Regions from separate parts of the Homo sapiens genome. Here all the other regions are linked to region 2. The links are chromatin loops, found by intact Hi-C in ENCODE. Cell type or tissue: natural killer cell. All regions are shown on one strand.

Region 1 (8,000 bases), 150 kb after region 2:
CCTACAGAAATAAAAGAGAATATGGCAGAGGAAGGCATTAAGAATTAAAGTCGGGAAAGTATTCAAGAAGTTACCCAGTTTATTTTTTGAGTTTCAGACAGAAGGGTCTAGCCTGACCCTCATAAGGATCAGATGAGGCAGATGGAGGCACCTCGTCTCTCAACCTAAATTCTTAGTGAAGTCCCTTATGGCTCAGCTGCAAGCCTCCTGCCACAGGACACGCACATTTCCTCTAGTGGGTTTGGGGGTGGAGAGCAGCTGGTATCACTCTCTTCATAATTACCCCGTATACTTAAAGAAGACAATTGAGTCATCCTTTATCCTCTTTTTTTCCAGGAAAACATCCAGTTCCTTAAAACTTACCTCATAGGTTCTGTTTTCCAACACTTTAATCATTGTGTCTTTTGTGTGCCCTGGCCAAGTCCCCTGCTTCCTCTTAGACCTGGACCTGGTCCCTGAACAAGGACCTGACTGTGCTGACAGGAATAGGAAAGCCCCCCTGTTTCCACACTCACTTGTAAGCCAAGAAAGTAGGGAACAGCCATCCCTGGCATTATTCCAGATGTGGGAAACTCTGCTGTCCACAGGGACAGGCAGGAGCATACACAGCATGGGTGAGGATCGTGTCAGAAGGAAGAATGTGCACAGCCTGGCCAAAGAGGCCGGCCCTGCTTGGTTACAGTGGTCTGCTGCCCTGAGGCACATTGTTGCCAGGTCTTCTGATTTTTCTAGAAAAGTTCAAAATCTGGACTTTAAAAGTATCTGCTTTTTTTTTTCCAATGTTGTCTACCCTCTCAAAAATATTTAAACAATCTGTGGGCAAATAAAACATGTCTGGAGGCTGAATCGGGTTCCTGGGCCTCTTAAGAAATTCTATTCTATGGCTGCATAGTATTCCATGGTGTATATGTGCCACATTTTCTTAATCCAGTCTATCATTGTTGGACATTTGGAATACTATGCAGCCATAAGAAATGATGAGTTCATGTCCTTTGTAGGTACATGGATGAAATTGGAAATCATCATTCTCAGTAAACTATCGCAAGAACAAAAAACCAAACACTGCATATTCTCACTCATAGGTGGGAATTGAACAATGAGATCACATGGACACAGGAAGGGGAATATCACACTCTGGGGACTGTTGTGGGGTGGGGGGAGGGGGGAGGGATAGCATTGGGAGATATACCTAATGCTAGATGATGAGTTAGTGGGTGCAGCGCACCAGCATGGCACATGTATACATATGTAACTAACCTGCACAATGTGCACATGTACCCTAAAACTTAAAGTATAATAAAAAAAAAAAAAAAGAAATTCTATTCTAGTTAATGTAGTATAAACAAAGGCCAGTCAGGTGTGGGTGGGAGCCTGGGGACAGGTTAGGAACACAGATAGAAGGGCAACTCATGTTTAGCAAGAAACAACCATAATAATGAACAGCTGTAAACACTCATTTAGATGAGGAAAAAAGAATTATTAATAAAGTATTGAAATAATTACCATTTTAATTCAGTGCCTGGAGTATAGTAAATGTTCAATAAATGTTTGCTAATAAATACCTTGCTTTTTAATATTGTTTTGCCGTTATGAAATACTTTATAATTTCTCTGCTTCCTTAGAACAACCTGAGAGGTAAGACTATTATTCTTCCCATTTTCATTACCTGCAGAGGTCATGCCCCTAGGAGCAGCAGAATGAGAGCTTCAATCCGCATGCTTGATTCACTATTTCTCCCTCTTGGATCTTGTCTTCCCAAAACCTTACAGGTGGGTATCAGTGGACACCTGGGTATGTAATGTGATCTGAGAGCCCACCCTCCCCTCTTTCCTACAAAGAACCACTTCTCACACGTAGTTAAAAAACAAAAACAAAACTGAAAGCAAATAAAAGGATCATGAAAATTAGGAATTCCCCTCTACTCTCCTCCAGCCACCAAGCTCTACAGGAACTCTCTAAAGACAATCCCCTTTTACTTTTCTTTATTATTATTATTTGTACAGACAGGGTCTTGCTCTGTCGCCCAGGCTACAGTACAGTAGCACGATCATAGCTCATTGGAACCTCAAACTCAGGGACTCAAGGATCTTCCCACCTCAGCCTGCCAAGTAGCTGGGACTACAGGTGCTCACCACCACACCTGGCTAATTTTTTAATTTTTTGTGGAGACGAGGTCTCACTATGTTGCCCAGGCTGGTCTCAAACTCCTGGGCTAAAGTGATTCCCACAACCTTGTCCTCCTAAAGTTCTGGGATTACAAGCATGAGCCACCACACCCAGTAAAGACAACTCTTATAATCAGCCTGTGTAAATGTATAGGTATTTTATGGGGTGTATGTATGTGTTTCTGTGTGTGTGTTGGTACATAAACGGTAAGATTTTATAATTTATTTTTTTTCTTTTTTTCTTTTTCTTTTTTTTTTTTTTTTTGAGACGGAGTTTTGCTCTTGTCACCCAAGCTAGAGTGCAATGGTGCGATCTCAGCTCACTGCAACATCCGCCTCCCAGGTTCAAGCAATTCTACTGCCTCAGCCTCCTGAGTAGCTGGGATTACAGGTGCCCACTGCCATGCCCAGCTAATTTTCATATTTTTAGTAGAGACAGGGTTTCACCATGTTGGCCAGGCTGGTCTCAAACTCCTGACCTCCTCTGAAACATGTGCTGTGTCCACTCAGGGTTAAATGGATTAAGGGCGGTGCAAGATGTTTTTGTTAAACAGATGCTTGAAGGCAGCTTGCTCGTTAAGAGTCATCACCACTCCCTAATCTCAAGTACCCAGGGACACAAACACTGCAGAAGGCCGCAGGGTCCTCTACCTAGGAAAACCAGAGACCTTTGTTCACTTGTTTATCTGCTGACCTTCCCTCCACTATTGTCCTATGACCCTGCCAAATCCCCCTCTGCGAGAAACACCCAAGAATGATCAAAAAAAAAAAAAAAAAAAAAAAAAAAAACTCCTGACCTCAGGTGATCCGCCTGCTTCAGCCTCCCAAAGTGCTGGGATTACAGGCGTGAGCCACCGCACCCGGTCTCTTTGCTTTCTTTTAAGTTAAGACTGTAATTGGAATAACTTTCCACATCAATACATATGGAACTGCCTTCTTTTTAACCAAATCCTTGATGGATTTAGGTTTTAGTCTTTTATTAATAATGTTTCAGTGAATAACCCTCACTGTGCATCATTTCACACATGTGGAAGTAAATCTATGGAATACAGTTAGAATTACTAGATTCAAGGATGTGCAGGTTTTTAGTTTTTAAAAACTAAATTGCCAAATTGCCCTTCATAAAGCCCACATTATACCCTCACAATCAATGTATAGAGTGCTATCATCCTATTTCATAAAAACTTTACTTTTCGGTTTATTCATCCACCTCCACGCTCACACACTCAATAGCCCCAAACTGTTCAGCTTCTGAAATGCAAAATTCAAACGTACACCTCGTCCATAACTTTTATCCAACTACTCCCATTACACCCCCACGCCTTCCCCAGTAGTTGGTTGCTGCATTCCCTTCCTCTTCCCATCACACCTAGCTCTGTGATCTGTCACTTCATCCTGAATCAGGCCAACCATTGCCACCTCCAAGCCAACATCCTAGCTACCAAGTGCTCCTAGAGAGAAATTACTCCACCTGGGCTGCTCCAAATTCATATTCCCCAACCTCACCTGGGCCCTCCGCACTGCTCCTTGTGATCAATGCTCCCTTCCCCGGAAGAGTTTTCAAAGCTTTCCATTCTCCTCGGAACTCCCTCCCCACCAACGGATAGCCACCCTTCCAGCTTCCTCGGGGAAATGATAATCCCATTTTTCTTCCCCCTCTCCTCCACTCTTCCTCTCTCCCTTCTCCTTTCCCTTATCATTTAAGCCTCTTCTAGCCTCTGTCATCTAAAAAGCCTCTCTCTTGACTCTGCTCTACCTCTTCCTGTCACTCTCTCGCCTCTCGCCCTGTTCACGGCCTCACTTCCTGTGAGAGAATCCACGCCGTGATTATTCCACCCCATCTCACATTAGTCTCCAAACCTCTGAAGTCTGACTTCAACCATCACAATTAAACTTGCTCTCGTATGCACCCAGTAAGCTGACAGTAATTACTGTCAACCTTCTGCCACTTGACCTCGCTGCAGCATTGGACACTCTTCCATCCTCCTTCATGAAACGGCCTTTTGTTCCTTTAGCTTCTGGCGCCTCATCTCTTGCCACTCACCACCTCCTGTCTGTGCTGCAGCCTTATTCAGCTCTTGACACTTCCTCATGTGGTGGATGGGGTGTTGACTCCTCAACTCTCCGAGTGATTAGTCTAAACCAAACATAGTGATCTCACTCCCCTAGCTAGCAATTTGATCCGGAAGAAGTATGTGACCCAAGCCTGGCCAATAAGACATGAGAAGTTGTCTGCTTGGGATCAAAAGAGATTTTTTTATTATTATTATTCCTAAAGGGTCATGTGGGAAAGACAATATATCTTCTTATGCCGAGGATGGAGCAGAACACAGGGAGGAGGGAAGAGCCAGGACAACACAGAGCAGAGGAGCTCAGCCATGTGGACTCTGCCTGAGGCCACACTGCAGAGGACCTCTTGTTATGTAAGATCCTAAATTGGCTCATGGCTTAGCCAGCTTGAGTGAGGCTTTATTTGCTTGAAGGCATTTGAACCTATACACCATATTCACCTCTCCATTTGTATGTGTTGTTTCTTCTGCCTGGAACCTTTTTACGACCATTTATCTCCTCTTTCCTACTCATCCATGAAGCCTCAACTCAGGCATACTTCTACCAGGGGGCCATCTATGGTCCCTCAAGAGAAGGCATCTTTCCTTTGTGCTCCTATAGTACTGCGTGAGAACAGAAGTATAATAACTTACTTGGGCCAGTGTGGTGGCTCATGTGGGTAATCCCAGCACTTTGAGAAGCCAAGGTGGGGGAGAACTACTTGAGACTAGGAGTTCGAGACTAGCCTGGGCAACAAAGCGAGATGCCCCCCAACCCTGTGCATTTCTATACAAAGTAAAAAGAAAAAAAAATAGCCTAGCACAGTGGTGTGCACCTATAGTTCCAGCTACTTGGGAGGCTGGGGTAGGAGGATTCTTTGAGCCTATAAGTTGGAGGCTGCAGTGAGCTATGATTGTGCTACTGCACTCCAGCCTGGGTGACAGAGCAAGATACTGTCTCAAGAAAAAAAAAATTACTTGAATATAACTCCCACTAGACTGTAATTCTTTGAGGAGGAAGATGACTTTTAGCACCCAACACAGTGCCTGGCACATAGTAATTGCTCATTAAATATCTGCTAAAAGAATAAATATTACTTTCATTGATCTAACCATCACTTTTTATGGTAATAACAATATTGGCAAAGACTCATGGAAATGAGCACTTCCCACACTCATAGCTGATGGTAGAATTTTTCTAAATTGCAACTTGACAATATGTTTTAGAGTACAAAAAAAAGTATGCCAGAATGCCACTTCTAAGAATTTATCATTACAAAATAATCAAGATTTATTTATATATATGTGCAGGACTGTCTTGTTCTTAATGGCGAAGCATCAAAAGCAATCTACAACAGTAGAGTGGACTGGTTAAATGAATTCTAGTATATCCAAATACTGCAATACTATGCAGCCAACATTTTGTGTTTCTGAAAAATATTTAATCATTTGGGAAAATATTTACATTATATCATTAAGTGAAAAAGCATGTAACAAAAGCTATAACCAAGTGTGGTTCCTATTTTTAAAATGTACATGAACAAAGAAGACTAAAGTAAGGAAGAGTGGCTGACACCTGTAACCTCAGTTCTTTTGGAGGCTGAGGTGAGAGGATCACTTGAACCTAGGAGTTTGAGACCAGACTGGGCAACATAGTAAGACCCTATCTCAACAACAACAAGAACAACAGCACAATCAGCCAGGCATTGTAGTGCGTGCCTATAGTCCCACCTACTAGGGAGGCTGAGGTAGGAGGATAGCTTGAGCCTGGGAGGTCAAGGCTTCAGTGAGCCATGACTGTGTCACTGCACTCCAGCTTTGGTGACAGAGCAAGACTCTATCTGTGAAAAAGAAAGAATGAAAGAAAAAGACTAGAAACTGTGCACTAATATTTCCATAGTGGTTGTCTGAATGGTAGGATTGTAATTTTAATTTCTTCTTCATGCTTTTCTAAATTGTCAATAATAAATATGTATTTTTAAAAGCTGTTAATATTAAGAATAGAAAAGAAAGGTGAGAAGAAGGAAGGAAGAACAGAGAGAGGTGAGAAGAGAGGAGAGAAAGAATAAGATGGGACTCTGAATCAGGATAATTGAGTTTTAATCCTAGCTTTACCATTAAGAGGCCATCCAGTTCAGGCTAAGTCATTTAGTCTTTATCCCTCATATCTCACTCAGCAAATGGGAATAATAATATTTACCCTACCTTATGGAATTTTTTTCAATACAAAAAAGTATATGAAGGGGCTTTGAAAAAAATGTATATATTTTGTAATATCAGATGGCATTTTTATTCACACAGATACTGTTTAATCACAGCTACCCTTTCTATAATTTAAGCCCTTAAACACATTTTTTATCTAAATATGAAATCTAATCCATTATTTCCTATGTGGTTTTCCAAGCATTTGAGAGATGTCAAGAGTTTCATTCAGTCAATAAAGGTGTCTGTTTTATTGAAACAAAAAAATAAAAATTTCTTCCACTTACCAAAATGTCTGTAATCCCCATCTTCCTCATTCCTTTAAGTTGAAATACTGATTGTTGCATGCCAAAATAAAAAGTTATATAAAAACTGGAGCATTTCTTTCATGCTTTACATTCTGTAAGATAAAACATGTGACCAGTGGTTTGTAAAGAGAATAGAGAAGATGCCTTGAAGAGCTAAGTCATAGATCACCACTTTGGGGAAAAGTACTTTCCATTTCAACGAGAGAATCTGAATATCCAGAGGTTATCTTACAACCTCAGGTACTTGGAATTACACAACTTAATAGCATTTAATATTCTCTATGGGTTAGCCTCAAACTGCTGTTATAAGATTATTATGTAAAACACATACTACCCTTCAGCCAAACTGGAATACATTAGACTCTTATTGCTTGAAAATATAACATTTATTTTGTATTTTTGCCAATCAAATAGGTATAAAATGGTATCTTATTGCATTCTTGATTGGTATTTCTCTCATCACTAATGATACTAAACATATGTTTGTATGTTTGTATTTGTTTCCTTTTCTGATAAATGTCTTTTATTATCATTTCTTTTTCTTATTTTGTGTATTTTTTCTTGTCGATTGGTAGAATCTATGTATTCTTGATACTAATAATGTGTCTATTGCAAGTATCTTTTCTCAATTTGACATTTTTCTTTTTATTTTAAGATATCTTTTGATAAACAAAATATATTAATTTTAATACAACTGATCAATGTTTGTAGCAGACATTTTTGAATAATCTTGCATATCTTTCCCTATCCTAAGGACTAAATCATATTTATTTATATTTTCTAATATGAATTTTAAGGTTTTATTTTTCAAATTTAAGTCCTTAATCCATCTTGAGTTGATTTTTGTATGTGGTAAGAGTAGGAATATAATATCACTTTTTTGCATATTTTTATTTTCCTACTGACCTGATATACTACTTCTGCCATCATCAAATTTTGATTCACGTGGAGGGATGTTTCTAGGCTCTTTATTCCACTGGTTAATTTGTCTGTCCCTTCACAAATACAAACTTATCTTAGTAACTGTAGCCTTATAATATAATCCTTATATCATTTTTTTAGGCACCTTAGGGTTTTCTATGCAGACAGTTATTGTGCATGTGTGTTTTACCATCTTCCTTTGATATTCTGTAGCCCTCTGATTTTCTTTTCTTCCCTTATTACATTGGCTAGGACCTCCATTATGATATTAATTAGAAATGGTAACAATGGACACCTTTACCTTGTTTCCAATCTTAGTGGGAAAGTATTCAGTTTTTCACCATTATGAATGATGT
Region 2 (8,000 bases):
TGATCTGCCTGTCTCGGACTCCCAAAGTGCTGGGATTACAGGCATGAGCCAACACGCCTGGTCTATAGTTTAATTTCTATGAATAAATATACATACGATAATTCAGTACTGATAGCTTCCTCAGCTCTTTGAGTTATGGAACCTGTGTGTTCACCACCAAATATCAGGGTCTTAAAAGTGTGAGAAACCAGGATTCCACAGACAGAGCAATGACACTCAGTGTTGTCCATTACCTTTGGAAAAAGACTTTACGCTTTATATAATACTTTACTGAACTGAAATGTGGGTGGTGAGAGGGTGATTATTTTCTCAGTGATTCAAAATAATGTCTAATGTTTACTTTAAATCTCTGATGCAATTGTGAGGCACATTTAGAACAAAATCCAGCAAGGAAGCTGACATACTATACACAAGACTGGAGGAAAGACGCTCTGACCAAATAAAGCATTATTAATTTTCACAGCTTGCATGACTGTCATAGTCTTCATTATTTCATCAGTGTAGTCTAAGCTAGAACACTATTCAGTCTCACATTCGCAGGTTCCATTCCTCACAGAATGGAAAAACATCATAGATAAGATGCACCATTAGGGCCGGGCACAGTGGCTCACGCCTGTAATCCCAGCACTTTGGGAGGTTGAGGTGGGTGGATCATCTGAGGTCAGGAGTTCAAGACCAGCCTGGCCAACATGGTGAAACCCCGTCTCTACCAAAAAAAAAAAAAATGCAAACAATTAGCTGGGCATGGTGGCGGGCGCTTGTAGTCCCAGCTACTCAGGAGGCTGAGGCAGGAGAATTGCTTGAACCCTGGAGGCGGAGGTTGCAGTGAGCTGAGATCACGCCGCTGCACTCCAGCCTGGGCAACAAGAGTGAGAAACTCCATCTCAAAAAAAAAAAAAAAAAAAAAAAAAAAAAAGATGCACCATTAATGTTTGTATCAAAGCCATCCTAATCATCCAAGATGATTACAGATACAAAATATCCATATTAATGATATTTACATTATATGGTACATCACATTATATGACACTGAATATAATAGCTGGATTGACTGTATTGTACTTCTAAAGAAAAATACCCATTGGAAAATCTGCTAAGAAACTAGAAAACTGGACAACCAACTTAACCAGGGCTTCACTTGGAAAAAAAAAATACAATCCGATGAAAGGTAGGTCTAGATGTCACCATAGTCTTCTCTGTCTCCTCTGCTCAGTGTCTAATAATACACCTTAGAAACCAAGAATATATTAACAAATGGTAATAGCTTTTTTTTTTTTTTTTTTTTTTTGAGAGATGGAGTCTCGCTCTGTCACCCAGGCTGGAGTGCAGTGGCGAAATTTCAGCTCACTGCAAGCTCTGCCTCCCGGGTTCATGCCATTCTCTTGCCTCAGCCTCCTGAGTAGCTGGGACTACAGGCAACCCGCCACCACTCCTGGCTAATTTTTTGTATTTTTTAGTAGAGACGGGGTTTCACTGTGTTAGCCAGGATGGTCTCACTCTCCTGACCTCGTGATCTGCCCACCTCGGCCTCCCAAAGTGCTGGGATTACAGGCGTGAGCCACCATGCCTGGCCAACAAATGGTAATAGCTTTTAACTTGACAGAAACCTCTGCTAAGAAAAATATGACTGGGATATAGGGTGATTTTCATCCAAATTTCTTGGTCATCTCTTAACAATCCATAATTTATTGTAATGTCCCCCATGGAAAACTATGTGGAATAGAAACAATTAAAATAACCCTTTCATTTAGTGAATATTTATTGAGCATCTATTATGTGCTAGACAGTGGGTTAGATCCTGGGAAACAATAAGAAGAGAGGGAAACAGTGGTCTAATCACATGAGAGATAGCCTTTAATCACAGAATCACAGAATCAGAAGAGAGGAATGTAAAATGACAGCACTGCTTAGCTCATAAAGCCCTCTGCTGCATTCTACAAAGTCTAAGGTTTTAGTAATATTTTTGTACAATTTCTCCCTCAAAAAAGTGTTGCAACTCTTTAAATTAGTTCAGCGAGAAATCAACTTGCTGTGCAAATGCTTGGGCTAGCTGGGGTGTGAGTAGCGCGTCTGTGTTTGAGAACACTGAACCTTGAAAGAACATCTGTTTGGCTATTTTGTTAAATGAAACTCAAGTCACCCAGGCTTTACTAATAGCTTCATTGTGCTTCATGACTTTCCACCACATAAACAAAATTACCTAACACCTCAGTCTGTGGCTAAAACTGTCATTTATCAGTTAAAGCCCACTGACAAAGAGCAAACTGGAGAAACTGCAATTCCAGCTTCTCTATTCAAACAGTTTTCACATTTCAATAATCACTCTCTAGCTGGCTCCCTGCTAGATAAGTACCTCCAGGGAAAGGTTGCTTCCTGGGAATGTTTATTTTACAGGAACAGATTGATGGCCTCAAAGTCTGGCCACTTTCTAGGTGATGAAATTGTTTATTCACATTGACTCTTCCCAGGAGAGAATAGAGTGGAGAGAAAGGCAGTGATTGCTAAAGTTGATTTTATGATAGCGTGTCTACAGATTCCTCAAGGAATGTTGTGAAATTCCAAAGCAAATTCTTAAAGTTAAATTCATTTTTAAAAATCTAAAGCTCCTACCCTATGTTGCACTTCTGAGGATTAAAGAATCTTAGTCAAAGGGACTTCAGAGATTGTCTAGTCCAATGAGTCCAAATGTTTTTTTTTTTTGACCTTGGTACATATTCTTGAAAGTAAACTTCCCACCAGAGTTTCCATCTGTAAATATATAAAATAAAGCTGCCTTGATAGAAACAGGCATGAGGGAGCCAGAGCTCCACATTTCCCCAACCCCCAGGGCAAATGGGGTTCCTGAGGTACCTCTTTGGCATCTCTGGGTTTTCTGGGAAGAAAATGGGTCTTGTGCAACTTCTTCCTTTCACCCAATCCTAAAGCCAGGAGCCCCTGTACGTCCTGACAGCTCAGCTCTTCTTGGGTAATCTCAAACAGTCACAGGGTGCTGCAAATCTAGGGAGGTCTGGAATGGCAACTTAGTGAAACTATCATTTATGACATCTTTGTCCATTGTCAATCATTTAATAACTATCTGATACAAAGTCTTACAACCAAAAAGTAGAATGGAGCGACCCAAAATTGTGTGTGTGCGTGTGGGTGTGTGTGTGATGGAGGTGAAGAGCATTGGAGTGGTAGCAGGAATTCCAGACATGAAATCCCATAAAGGGGCATACACAAATGGTGACCTGAGGTTTCAAGGAACTGGAGCTGGAAGAGGGAAGTGCCAGGGTCCCCTGAAAGGGACCACATCTCCAGCAGAGCACTTGACAGGTGAGCAGAGAAGGAGAAAGATCAGCAGTTGTCTGAAGTTAGGTATCACGTTTTAGAGCCCAGTTTTCCCATCTGTGTAGACACCTGCTCCCTCGAGAGGAGGCTGATCTGTAAATGCCATCACCAACATCTACACAGCCCACCACCACTGACTCACACACAGCTCATTCAGTCCTCACAACAACCCTTAGAAGTGTAGGTTAACATTAGCACCATTTTGTAGATAAGGAAATTGGGAGTTAGAGAGGCTAAGTGGCTTGTGCAAGCTCAGATTGCCTGAAGAGGCAAAAACCAACACTGCTAACTCCACTATGCCACTGAGGCACGACACAAGTGCAAAAGGAGACACAGTAGACAAGAGAGGTCAACAACATTTTCTGAGGAAGCATTATTTTAAATTATGGTGTGAGACAGACATGATTTCGGAGCAGGTGGGTGAGGTGCAGACACTCTGTGAGATAGATGGGGTGAGGTGACGGGGCAGTAGGAGTGCCAACCAGCTCGCCTCTCCCAGGGAAGGTTCTGCGACCCAGAGGCAGCATAGCAGAGGGGCCAGGAGCAGGGACACGGGATCAGACTGCCACGGTTTTATCTTGGCCCTGCCATCAACTGCCCCCACTATCTTGAGTAAGCTGTGTGACCACTCTGTGCCTCAGTTTCCATAACTGAAATAAGTATGAAGCTAATAGTACCTACTTCACAGTCTTGTTGCAAGAGTTACAGAAATCAGTATTAGTGAAGCTCTTAGTGTCCAGTATATAGTAAATGCCACACGAGGATTGTTGAAGACATTCTTAGCAGGCTACAGGTGCTCACAGATAAGCAATAGCAACTTTTTGAAACTTGAAAACGAGGTTACGATATTCTAGCTTCCTGTTTTCCTGTAATTTGTGACCACAATCCCTGGCCTCATGACTTTATGAACTTCACTTTATTGCCCGTTCTTTCCTCACTCTTTCCTAACCTTTGTGTGATCATCCCTACTGAATGGCCAAGCCCCTGATTCCCGGTTTATCTTCCTTCATGTACTTCATGACTAGTCAACTGTTACTGCTGCACACAAGACACGGTTCAATCTGTGGTTTGTTTTTAAATGTACCTAGGAGTCATACTAAAATTCTGCCAACAGGTGGAGCTCAAAGAATAGCTTAAAATAAAATTAACCCGATTCGGCAAACCTGGAAAAAAAGGGAAGAAATAAAATCATTCTGATACGACTGTATGATTTTGCTATTCATCAGAAAATAAGAGGAAATAAATTGAAGGCAATATAAGTAGACAGTGTTAATAACACAGTGGTTGGTTTTTCTACAGTGGAAGATGATTTACCTAGATTTCCGTCTCTAGGGAAATTCAAGTGAAGATTTTCATTTTACATTCATAAAGATGACAATATACTACAAGAGTTGAGCTATTTGGATTTATTTGATTTGCTTTACTTAAGACAAGTTCAGGATAATGATGCTTAGTCTGTTCAGATTCATAAATAATACTCAAGATGTCAAACTGAATGAAATGTTGCAACTCTAGCCAGAATTCCAAGGAGATGTGTGAAATGAGCTTTTATTTAAAATGTGCCAATGTTTAACTAGGAAGTTTAGAAAACCTTTATGGGTTTCTATAAGCTGGGAAGAATATCTTCCACTCAATCGTTTTACTAGAATCTCCTTAAACCCCAAAACTCTGCTCCTGTGATTTCTTTGACTGCAGAGACCTGCTTAGGGAGCTGTGCCCTGAGCAGCGATTCTACCCTGGAAGACTGAGCTCATCTTTGGTGAGGCTATGATGTTTGGCAAATGATCTTTAAGACACAATTAAGGGAATGAAGAATTCTTGGAGGGCAAAATGGTAGGGCATTAAATCTTTTGTGATGGATCTTTATGGTTTTGTGAGGTGTGATAAATTGGATGTCATTGGATGCTGGATTTATAAAGTGCTTTTCCTCCAAACAATTCAAAGATCTTTTTCATGGGAGCTGTGACTATAAAGCCAAGAGTTTGGATCCATATGAACCACCCCAGAAATAAACCTCACTGCTTCAAAACTGCATCACGTAGGTGGTTTTACACCTGCAGCACCTCTGAGCACGGGCTGTTGAGCATGACTATCCTGCTCTCTTAGAGGAAAAAAATGCAGTATTTCCTCATCAGTTCATTTGCCAAACGTCACATTTTCAGGCCCTGGCAGAGCATGTACTCAAACCCAGGTTTTCTAGTTCCAAATATATAGGTCATTGACTTATGCCTTAGTTTCGAGGTCAGCTCAATAGATGTTCTCCAAGGTCATGTCCAGTTCATGATTTGACTACTCTATCATCAACTCAACGGAGTACTCAGACTGCATCAGTTTGTTCTTTCATTCAATTTGTCTAGTGAAATGCAAACATTAGAGAGCGAGGTAATTGATATCTCAAAATAATAGGGTTGTTTTTTACCCCACATATCATAATTTTTCAGCCTGACTTCATATATGTGAGAAAATGAGTGAACAAAAATGAAGAATGACAAAGATATTTCTTGATAATGGACTGACTAAAGAAACTATGGCACACCTATAAAATGTAATGTAATGCAAGCAATGTAAATCATGTTCTCCAAGAGTATTTAAAATTATGGAAAACTGTTCTCCGGGCTGGGCACGGTGGCTCACGCCTATAATCCCAGCATTTTGGGAGACAAGGTGGGTGGATCACTTGAGCCAAGGGGTTCAAGACCAGCCTGGGAAACATGGTGGGACTCTGTCTCTACGAAAAATACAAAAACTAGCCAGGTATGGTGGCACATGCCTATAGTCCCAGCTACTTGCAAGGCTGAGGTGGGAGGTTCACTTGAGCCTGGGAGGCGAAAGCTGCAGTGAACCAAGATCTCACCGCTGCACTCCAGCCTGGGCAACAGAGTGAGACCCTTCTCAAAAAAAAAAAAAAAAAGAAAGAAAAAAAAGATACATTGCTATGTGAAAAAAGCAGGCTATGAAGCAATGAGTATCATATATTTTTAAAGTAATATATAGATAAATAAAAGACTGGAATGATGTATACCAAGATGTTAATAGTTATTTTCTTTGGAGGGTGTTGATAACATATAATATGTTATTTTCATTTTCTCTTTTTGAAAAACTTCCTCATATTGTCTGCAATTATCAAGCTTTACATCTATAATGAGAAAAACATGAATTTGATTTTATATGAAGTCAAGCAGTTTAAAAGCTTTGTAAAAATAAGATATTATAAGATCTGTTTCCAGAAAAATTCTATAGGAGAAAACATTTCCTACCTCATTTCCTTTACCTCCAGCACTGGACTTCATTTCCTTTGGTTGCTTTGTAAAAGAAAACAACAATATTTAGATGGAAAAGCATTATCAGCTACATATTAAGTTGGTCGTACCTGTTGCGGTCATTTTCTTGGCCACAGTTTTGACTTCTAGAACAGCAACATATTTTCAAACTCATTGAAACCTGACACAACTGCCCAGATTTGACAGAGAGGAGTTTCCTGTCTCACCCCATGGGATGCCACTTTAGAAACTTGGAGTTGGCATATCACTAAGACTTTAGCTTTCAGTCAACATTTTCGAAAAAGGAAATCATGCTGGGAACTTTCAGAATCTATACAGCACTCCTTGGCGCCTGGAAAGCATCATTTTAGCTAAGCTGTAGGTGATGATTCCCAATCCCTGAGAAACCAAGTCTAACGAAGACTAGAAAAATAAACTACAGGGCAGTGTGTACCATATAGCATAGTAAGCTATTAAATGACATTACAGGGGAAGAAGACTTACTGACACAAAATAAATGTGCATTGATGTAGATTACTGAATGAAAAAAAGAGGCAGAAAACAAATTTTATAGTGTGTATTATTTGATCCCACTTTTAAAATACATATATAATTATTTTAGAAAAAAGAATGAAATTATAAAAATGAAGAAGTTAATAGCGTTGCAAAGTGGTGGAATTATAGGTGACAATTTTTAAAATTTTTCTTTTTTTTCTTTTTTTTTGAGATGGAGTCTGGTTCTGTCACCCAGGCTGGAGTGCAGTGGCACAATCTCGGCTCACTGCAAGCTCCACCTCCAGGGTTCATGCCATTTTCCTGCCTCAGCCTCCAGAGTATCTGGGACTACAGGCGCCCACCACCAAGCCTGGCTAATTTTTTTTTTTTTTTTTTTTTTTTTTTGTATTTTTAGTAGAGACGGGGTTTCACTGTGTTAGCCAGGATGGTCTCGATCTCCTGACTTCGTGATCCACCCGCCTCGGCCTCCCAAAGTGCTGGGATTACAGGCGTGAGCCACTGCGCCAGGCTAATTTTCTGTATTTTTAGTAGAGACGGGATTTCACCGTGTTAGCCAGGATGCTCTTGATCTCTTGACCCTGTGATCCACCCTCCTCGGCCTCCCAAAGTGTTGGGATTACAGGCGTGAGCCACCACGCCCAGCTGATTTTTATTTTCTATATTTATTTTTGTATTAAAAAGCAAAGTTATTATGCAGAAGATAACCAATGTGAAAACGCTTTGCAAGAGCAAAAGACCACTGTAAAAACTGAGGTTTTGTTATTTTATATATTGTACCTGCTGAAATAAAGACCTAACTGATTTTTGGTGTGTTCCTTGTTCTTCCTTTTCCATGTGACTTTTTTGGGAGACAGACATTTCTAAGTTAAGGGCTCTTCCTACTTTACTTATTAC
Region 3 (8,000 bases), 63 kb after region 2:
CCCATTCTTTTTCAATTTAGAGATATAGTTAACATTTTAGGAAGACACGCATAACAAGTTTTAAAGTAAATATAAATTAAGAAGCAGAATATTAACAATTTAAGAATATAATTTGCTTTTTCAGTTCTTGAATATTTCGGAGTATAACTTTTTTTCAAATGATCACAAATAAACAAGCTGTAGTATATCCTTACAATGGAACACTACTCAGTAACAAACAGAAATGAACACTTGATTCATGCAAAAATGTGGATGAATCTTGAAATAATTATGCAGAGTGAAAGAAGCCTGTTAAAAAGAAGTGCATGGGGCCGAGTGTGATGGCTCATGCCTGTAATCCCAACACTTCGGGAGGCTGAGGCATGAAGATCTTTTGAAGCCAGGAGTTAGAGACCAGCCTGGGCAACATAGTAAGACCCTATCTCTATGAAAATTAAAAATAAATAAAAAATTAACCAGGAATGGTGGTGCTCGCCTGTAGTGCCAGCTCTCAAGAGGCTGAGTGGGAGGAGTGCTTGAACCCAGGAGTTTGAGGCTGCAGTGAGCTCTGATTGCATTACTGCATTCAAGCCTGAGCAACAGGGAAAGACCCTATCTGTTAGAAAAAAAGAAAGAAGTGCATACTGTATGATTCTAATTGGATTGAACTCTAGAAAATGCACCCTAATCTATGGTAAACAAGAGCAGATCAACGGCTGCCTGGGGCTGGCAGGCAGAGCACGGAGAGGTAGGAGGGAGGGATTAGGAAGGGACATGAGGAAACTTTCAAGGGTGCTGGATATTTTTATTATCTTGATTGTGATAATGGTTTCATGGGTATACACTTATGTCAAAACTTGTCAGATTGTACACTTTAAATATATATATATTGTATGTCATTATACCTCTGTAAGGTTGTTAGAAATTATCATAAACTACATGTTTTTGGAGAAATAAAAAGACAAAATTTGGAGAAATTACCTACATGTATGTAACATTTGGGGTGTAGACTCTGGATTCAAAGAAAACCAAATCATATCCAAATTGTCTCATTTCCTAGCTATGTGACCTTGGGCAACAGCGTGACCTTTCCAAGCCTCAGTTCCCTCATCTGTAAAATGGAAGAAATAACATTACATACCTGCCAGGACTGTTGTGAGGATATAATGAGGTAATGAAAGTAGCACTGTGTACCAGTGTATCTAGTAGTAAATGGTCATCATTGTTCTAAGCCACATATATGCAAATGGATGAATACATATGGGTATATGTATGCATATATATTTTTTACTAAAACATGCCCTGTGGCACAATCTATATGTAGTATAGGATAGTGATGAAACCAAAAGAAGCAATGAATCAATCTAAGAAAAAAGAAGCTTTTGTTATTACTGTTATTACTTTCCCAAGTACGACCTCATTTTTGACAACTTTGTGAGGTGTTATTATTACTCCATTTCTGCAGTGAGGAACACTGAAGCCTAGGGAGGGGAAGGTCGCCCAGTTACAAATGGTAGATGTGGAAGCAGAACAATGACGCTCTGTCTTCAAGTCTAGAGCTCTTTGGACAAACTACAGAAGGAAAATTCAGGATAATTTCTTGAAAGCAATAATTATTCTGTGACTCAGAATTAAACATACAACGTTCAGTCCTATAATAGAGCAAATATATTAAGAAAAAGAATCTTTTAGCCCTGCACTGTACTACCAGTTCACTTTGCTCCCTAGCAGGAAGGGCATTCCCATAGCTCTCTGCTGTTCTTGCCCATCTGGGAATACTCACACGAGTAGGGCAAGTGGGCCCATCAGTTGTGCTGGTCTAAGCTCCCCATGTCTCATTGCTTTCCTGCCTCTGTGTCTTTGCCTACATGGTGTTGCCCACTTGTAACACCTGCTCACACCTTTGCTTATGAAGATCCTGCCCATACAATTACAGCCAGTGCTGGCAGACATTACTGGTGCCACTCATTCATTTGTTCCACAAATTTGTACTGAACAGCAATTATTGCCAGGCACTGATCTCACTGCTGTGAGTAATCACACCGAACAAGCATTATCTCTCCTATTTTTTCCTTCTTTGCATCTGAACTTGTCTCTTAGTACCTATATTACAGTTGTTCCTTTGATCTTGAGAGCTCCAACAGGGTTATAGTTCAGAGCTTGGGACACAGGAGAAAGCACTTTTTCAAATTTATTGGATTGAAGAGAAGGAAAAGTGCTGAATTTGACAGAATGAAACAGCATTGGATATAAATATGCTCAGAAACTTATACAAGGTAGTCAAACTTGAAGAAGGCTGAATTGGTTTAAGAGATTCAAGGAAACTTTTGGCTTCACAGGGAGATGTAAGAAGGCAATTAGGTACCATTAGGGCCAAATTTGTCTTTTGTCATCATGCGGAAGAAAGATTAAAAAGGTTAAAGATGAAATTTAGAGAGTGTTCCGAGTTGGAGTTTCATCAAAAGGAGCAGGGAAATAGGATAGAGAAAAAATAATTACGGAAACCAGTATAAAGAAAATCTGTGAAAATTCCTTATTTTTTAAAAGTACACTTTTTGTACAGGGAGTACTCCCAAGAGTAGCAGAGAACATTACAGAAATGTTACAGAAATAGAGAAAGTGATTTATATAAAGAACATGTTTTCATATGTATCATTTTTGATATGCCTCTCCCTTCTGCTCAACCACCACAGACAGGAGGTTCCCCTAGAGTTTATGGCTGATCAAATCTGATGTTTAAAATACATTGTTTCTGAAGAAAACTGTGGTCTGATCTAAGATGTGATATACAGGAAGCTGCTGTTATAATTTAATCTGGGCCATAATTGTTTTACAACTTAGGTAACTTTTTAGACTTAGTGTATCTACCTGAATTGTGGTAGAGACAGGAATAATTTTCAGTGAACGTAATGAAAAGCTCAATCCTTAAGTGTTATAGTATTCAATACTCAACTGCTAAAATAATTTTAAAGTTGGCCAAGGCATAAAATTTATAGCCTGAAGTCTTGCCAAAATCACGGTAATGAGACCATAAATCAATAGAATGTCCCTAAAAATAAATTTTGCTGGTTATTTGTTGCATACATATTATTATTAAGGTTCCTTGCATATCTAAAATATTATTTTCCTTATGCATATGGTATATAATAAATGGATACTGTGGTACATTTTGTGTGCAGTATAGAATAGTGGTGAAAGCAAAAGAAGAAACGATATATTTAAAAATAAGCATTTCAGTATCGTTTTTCTTACTGTTCTATTCTCACCTCCTCCGTTAAGTTTAACAGGAAGTCACAACTCTCAGTTGCATAACTTGTGTTTTCCATTCTCTGCATATTTTTCAGCTGAGCACTTATTAGAAATATGAAGTCACTTCAAGTGACAACACCATCATGACACCTCCTATCAAAAGTGACGTCACTTTTGTCTATAATCAAAGCACTGGGGCTCTCCTACCAAATCATTTCACTTGCCATAGGGCTACTGCTGTAGATCATGCTTCTTTACGGGCTGCAGAGCTGGGGGCTGCCTTTGGAGTGGAGAGACAGCAATTACAAACGTTGAAGAGGATGGAGTTCTGCTTTCAGTTCAGCTCAGCAGCCACATAATGTATTGTTGAAGCAGTGGGAAGGTATGTTCCTACCCTCGCAGGCAAAATTTCACAGACTTTTATGTGTTGTCATTATTGCCATTGTTATTTTTTTGTTTCCAGAACTGATGTACTGAATCGCATATTAGTTTATGTGATAAAAAAGGTAAATTTGTTTTTTCCCTCTATATTTGGTATTTTGATTTTTTTTACAACAAGTATGAAAGTGTGTTACTTTTATAAACAGAAAAAAGTATCTGTTTTTCAATTCTACCAACACTTATGGAGGGTCTGCTATATGCCACACACTGTGCTGAGTATTGGGAATCCAAAGTTGAAAGAGATAATTCCACCTCCAGGTCATTTCATCAAAAACCCATTCACCAAGAACCCATTTGTCAAGGTGATTCCTGGTCCTTTGTTCTCAAAAACTCACAAGCTAAAAGAAAACACAGACATGTAAGCAGTCATGAGATGTCTGCTTCATTGGTGATGAACAAAGCTATTGTTCAAGGCTCAGAGAGGAAAATAATTCTTTGGAGGTTAGGAATGGATCCAATGAAATAAAGCAACCTTGGTGTCTCACCCTAGGAGACATAGCTTCATAAGAGGGTTGTGGGTTGGATTCCATCACCCACTTGTCCTTCTGTCTGGTTCATTTGTGCAAGACATAACCTGTCAACCACGCTTCAATGCCTTGGAGAACTCTACTGTTTTGAAAACATCTGCTTTGGTCTTGATGCTATCTTATCAGATTCTGCAAAAGCTGACCAGCCATTTCCGTTGTGTCTCATCAGGTCCTTAGTCACCTATGACAATTGGACCGAATGCTCCTCCCACAAGCAAAATCACCATAGCTTGTTTCCAATGAGAATCTTAGGTTACATTAAGTATCTGGGTGATTCAGCTGGTACCTGACCTCAGTCCTCAGAAATACTGACTTTCTGTCAATGCATAGACAGTGAAGAATAAATTTTGTATTTTCCTGTATATGTTATGCCAGGATTATATTCATCAATAAACTTCAATTTGGGAGGTGGAGAAGAGTCCAAAAATGTACTCTTATTCTAAATACTAGGTCCTCTTTCTGACTATTCAAGTAGGGCTACTTACAGAAGGCCAGATACAACTATATCTATTCTACATTACTGCTTACTTCCTGCAGGAGTAAGGTATTAGTCATATGGTACGTTTGGTTGAAATGAACATTATGACCACAGAAAAAACTTAGAATGTGTTGGATTGTCAGAAAAACTTCATTTGCTTGAATTGTGCTCTGATCATTACATGTAATGCTTTGGTAAGGGCCGTGATGGACAAAGTCAATGGTACTCTTCCATTCCCAATGTGAAGCTAAGATCACATATGTACCCTTTGTTCACTGATGCTGACAAGAGGGAATTGGTTTGATAATACAGTGCTTTTACACCTATGATACGACACCACCTTCTCTGCAGAATCATATCACCTGTACATTTCATCCTAAATTAATGCCCTTGTCAGCTGGTCTTGTGGCTGTGCAATTACTTTGCAAGCTAAAATTTAGATAAAGAAGAATCAGCCTAGTTATAATAAAATAGCCCAAGGAAAGTTGAGAAATGCTAATTCAAGTTAGAAAGAAATACCCGAGTAGCCTAGAAAATAATCTTCTAATAAAATCAGTGTAGATTTACAATAAGTTAAAAGGAATAACCTTATAGATTTAGAATTTTTTTAAAAGCATATTGCATGAAATTTAGACAAAGGTGGCATGCTTTGGGAACAGTCCATCCCACTTAACTTTCTCGGTTAAAGCAGGACACCACTGAAGGCTGCTTGAAGACTCAGCTCCAGTATAATTACTTGCAATTACTTAATTACTGTCCTCTTTGGTTCATCACATACCTCATGGGCAGGAGACACCTCTGTCTTACTGCCTGTTGTATCCCAACATCAGAAGTGTTCCTGGCAGAGAAACTCCCCAACATAACTTGTTGAATGAATAAATGACTGAAAGTAAATTTACTCAAATGTCTCAGAAATGACAAGATGCTTGAGGTGGACAGTAAATAAATCTTTGGGAATCCATCGCTTCCACTAAGAAAGCAACTCAAATATCCCTCCCGTTGGAGTGGCAAAGAATAATGAAATATACGTGAGATCTCCATGTGATTCTTTTTGCATTACTTTGAGCAGAGTCTCAATCTTGGCTACATCTTACAATCACCTGGGGAGCTTTACAAAATCCAATAGGAACAGAATCTCTGGAGTGGGGCTGCGCATGGCTAATTTTCAAATGCGTCATTAGGGATTCTAATAAAGCAGGCAATGTTGAGAACACTGAGTGTGGGGTATTCTTTCCCAAACTTGTCTGATTATTAGAATTACCTGAGCTGCTCAGTCCCACAACAAATCAAAAATGGTATCAAGGGATTTTCATCTTTGCCAGTTTGGAAGATAAAAAGTGCTCTTATTTTAGCAGAGAAATACAAGTTTCTAATAGCTTAAGGCTGTTCTGACTTCAAATTTCAAAGACTTGCCATTGCATCTAATTTAGTGCCAACACAAATGTAATTTATTGCATGATTATCTTCCAGAACATCCTCGGGCATTTCTTCTTGTCCTAAAATAATACTTCTACAACTCCCATTAGACTCTATCTTTATTACTGTAAGTCGATTCTCATCTATCTAAAGTAATTGCAGCATGTGATTAAGTGTCAGGATGAGTTGTTTGGACACTAAGTGCTGTGGGAGTGCAGAGGAGAGAAAACTCGATGTGGATTTTAATGACACATAGAGAAGGACATGGGCTGCAACTTGAAGGATGGTTGGGGGAGTAGGAAATTGCATCCTGGGCAGAGGGCATTGCAAGCAATGAGTAGAGTCCATTCTAAGAATACAAAATACCCACATCCTAAATCCACCATTGCTTATTTTTCTTCCGATGCCTGGATGCATCCCTCCTTTGTGAACTCCCTGAATCCTACCTCTCCGAGCCACATTCCCAAATTCCACCTTTGACCTATTCAGTGAGAATTGGAAATGGGGGCTGGAAATCTACACTTTTAACAAGTTCCCCAAGTGATTTTTGTAATGAAACACAAACTGAGAAGGATGTATCTATCTACACTGTTCAAGAGGAAGATAGATGGGACACAGTATCCTCCAAAGAGAACCAAATGCAACAAACCAATGCTTCTATCAAAATAAATCAGACCTGGCGTTTTTCATCTATCAAACTGGCAAAGATTAAAACACTTTATACCACTCAGGTTGATGATGGGATGAGATTTTACGCACTGCTGGTGGGAATGTGAATTGGCACGTTACTAAAGGACAATTTGGCAATTCTTATAAAAAGCCTTAATATTTTTCACACCCTTTGACATAGCAATTTCACTTTTAGAAATTTATCCTAAGGCTGTGGTCTCAACCTTGGCAGTTTATCAGAATCACTTGTGAAGCTTTATGAACTGCAGATTTCTGGGTCACATTCCTTTGAGATTCTGGGATTGAAGTCTGGGAATCTGTTGAATCTGTTTGTTTGTCTTTTAATACTAATATAATTGGGGCCTATTTTTTAAAAGTTCAAGTAATAGAAAAATCAAAAATTGGTGAGATCTTCATCTTTCACTTCCTCCCTTGATTCCCTGCAGGTAATCATACTAGACATTGTTTTGTGTTTTTTCATTTGATAACATAATATAGTCATTATTCCATTTCAGTGTGTTCAGATATAGTTTTTTAATAGTGCTATAAGTTGCATGGAGATACTTCAATTTATTTAATCAATGTGGACATTTAAGAATAGACTTTTTAAGATCATTTTTGCATTTTTATTATGAATAATAATACAATGATCTTTCTTGAATGTATCCTTTATCTATGTGAGAATTTCTGTAGGATAATTATCTAGAAATGGAATTGCTTTGTCACATTAAACTTGGATTGTTATGATCGTTTTTTGAGTTGGGGTCTCACTCTGTAGACCAGGCTAGAGTGCAGTGGCTTGATCATAGCTCACTGCAACCTCAAACTCTTGGGCTCAGGTGATGCTCCCACCTCAGCTTCTCACGGAGCTGGAAGTAAATGTGCATGCCACCACGCCTGGCTAAGTTTTTCTAATTTTTGTTTTTGGAAATATGAGGTATCACTATGTTGCCCAGGCTGGCCTTGAACTCCTGGCCTCAAGTAATCCTCCTATCTTGGCCTCCCAAAGTGCTGGGATGACAGGTTTGAGCCACGATGCCCAGCCGAACACAACTGGTTTCGATGCACAGAGTTAAGACCTATGGTTCTGACAAAATAATCACAAATATGAAAGAAATTTTAACAACAGGTATGTGTACTTCACCTGTGTATACTGGTGAAAAACTAAAAAATTAATAAACGTCCAATTAGTAGGTGAATTAAAATATGCTAAAAAGGGTCCCGAAAGATGGGACACCCTT

The links. Peaks named below come from ENCODE experiments on the same cell type or tissue, not always from the same donor. Only the 100,000 strongest peaks of a DNase experiment are listed, where the experiment ranks them.
Region 1: it touches region 2 in a loop (6-fold over the local background); 5 of 110 quality-filtered maps call a loop at or near these places.
Region 3: a loop joins it to region 2, with 3 times the contacts of the local background. A loop is called at or near these places in 7 of 110 quality-filtered maps.

The regions. Positions count from the first base shown.
Region 1 is chr2:191,202,731-191,210,730 of GRCh38, forward strand. LOC105373804 (a long non-coding RNA gene) reads left to right here. Exons shown (of 4, transcript XR_923707.3): 3 at 1,673-1,769; 4 at 4,444-4,528. Among named protein-coding and RNA genes, the nearest start is that of MYO1B, 39 kb to the right of the region's middle. RefSeq lists an enhancer at 1,871-1,990. In natural killer cell, no CTCF peak of the experiment used is centred here; DNase peaks (open chromatin) are centred at 221, 1,871, 3,981 and 4,251; H3K4me3 peaks cover 2,149 bases; H3K27ac peaks cover 5,333 bases.
Region 2 is chr2:191,047,903-191,055,902 of GRCh38, forward strand. STAT4 (signal transducer and activator of transcription 4) reads right to left here. Exons shown (of 24, transcript NM_003151.4): 14 at 6,588-6,632. Among named protein-coding and RNA genes, the nearest start is that of STAT4-AS1, 30 kb to the left of the region's middle. In natural killer cell, CTCF peaks have their summits at 4,445 (motif pointing right) and 4,644; DNase peaks (open chromatin) are centred at 2,179 and 4,419; H3K27ac peaks cover 774 bases.
Region 3 is chr2:191,111,262-191,119,261 of GRCh38, forward strand. The region is part of intron 3 of STAT4 (signal transducer and activator of transcription 4); the gene reads right to left. Among named protein-coding and RNA genes, the nearest start is that of STAT4, 36 kb to the right of the region's middle. In natural killer cell, no CTCF peak of the experiment used is centred here; DNase peaks (open chromatin) are centred at 2,700, 3,370, 4,350 and 4,770; H3K4me3 peaks cover 414 bases; H3K27ac peaks cover 4,597 bases.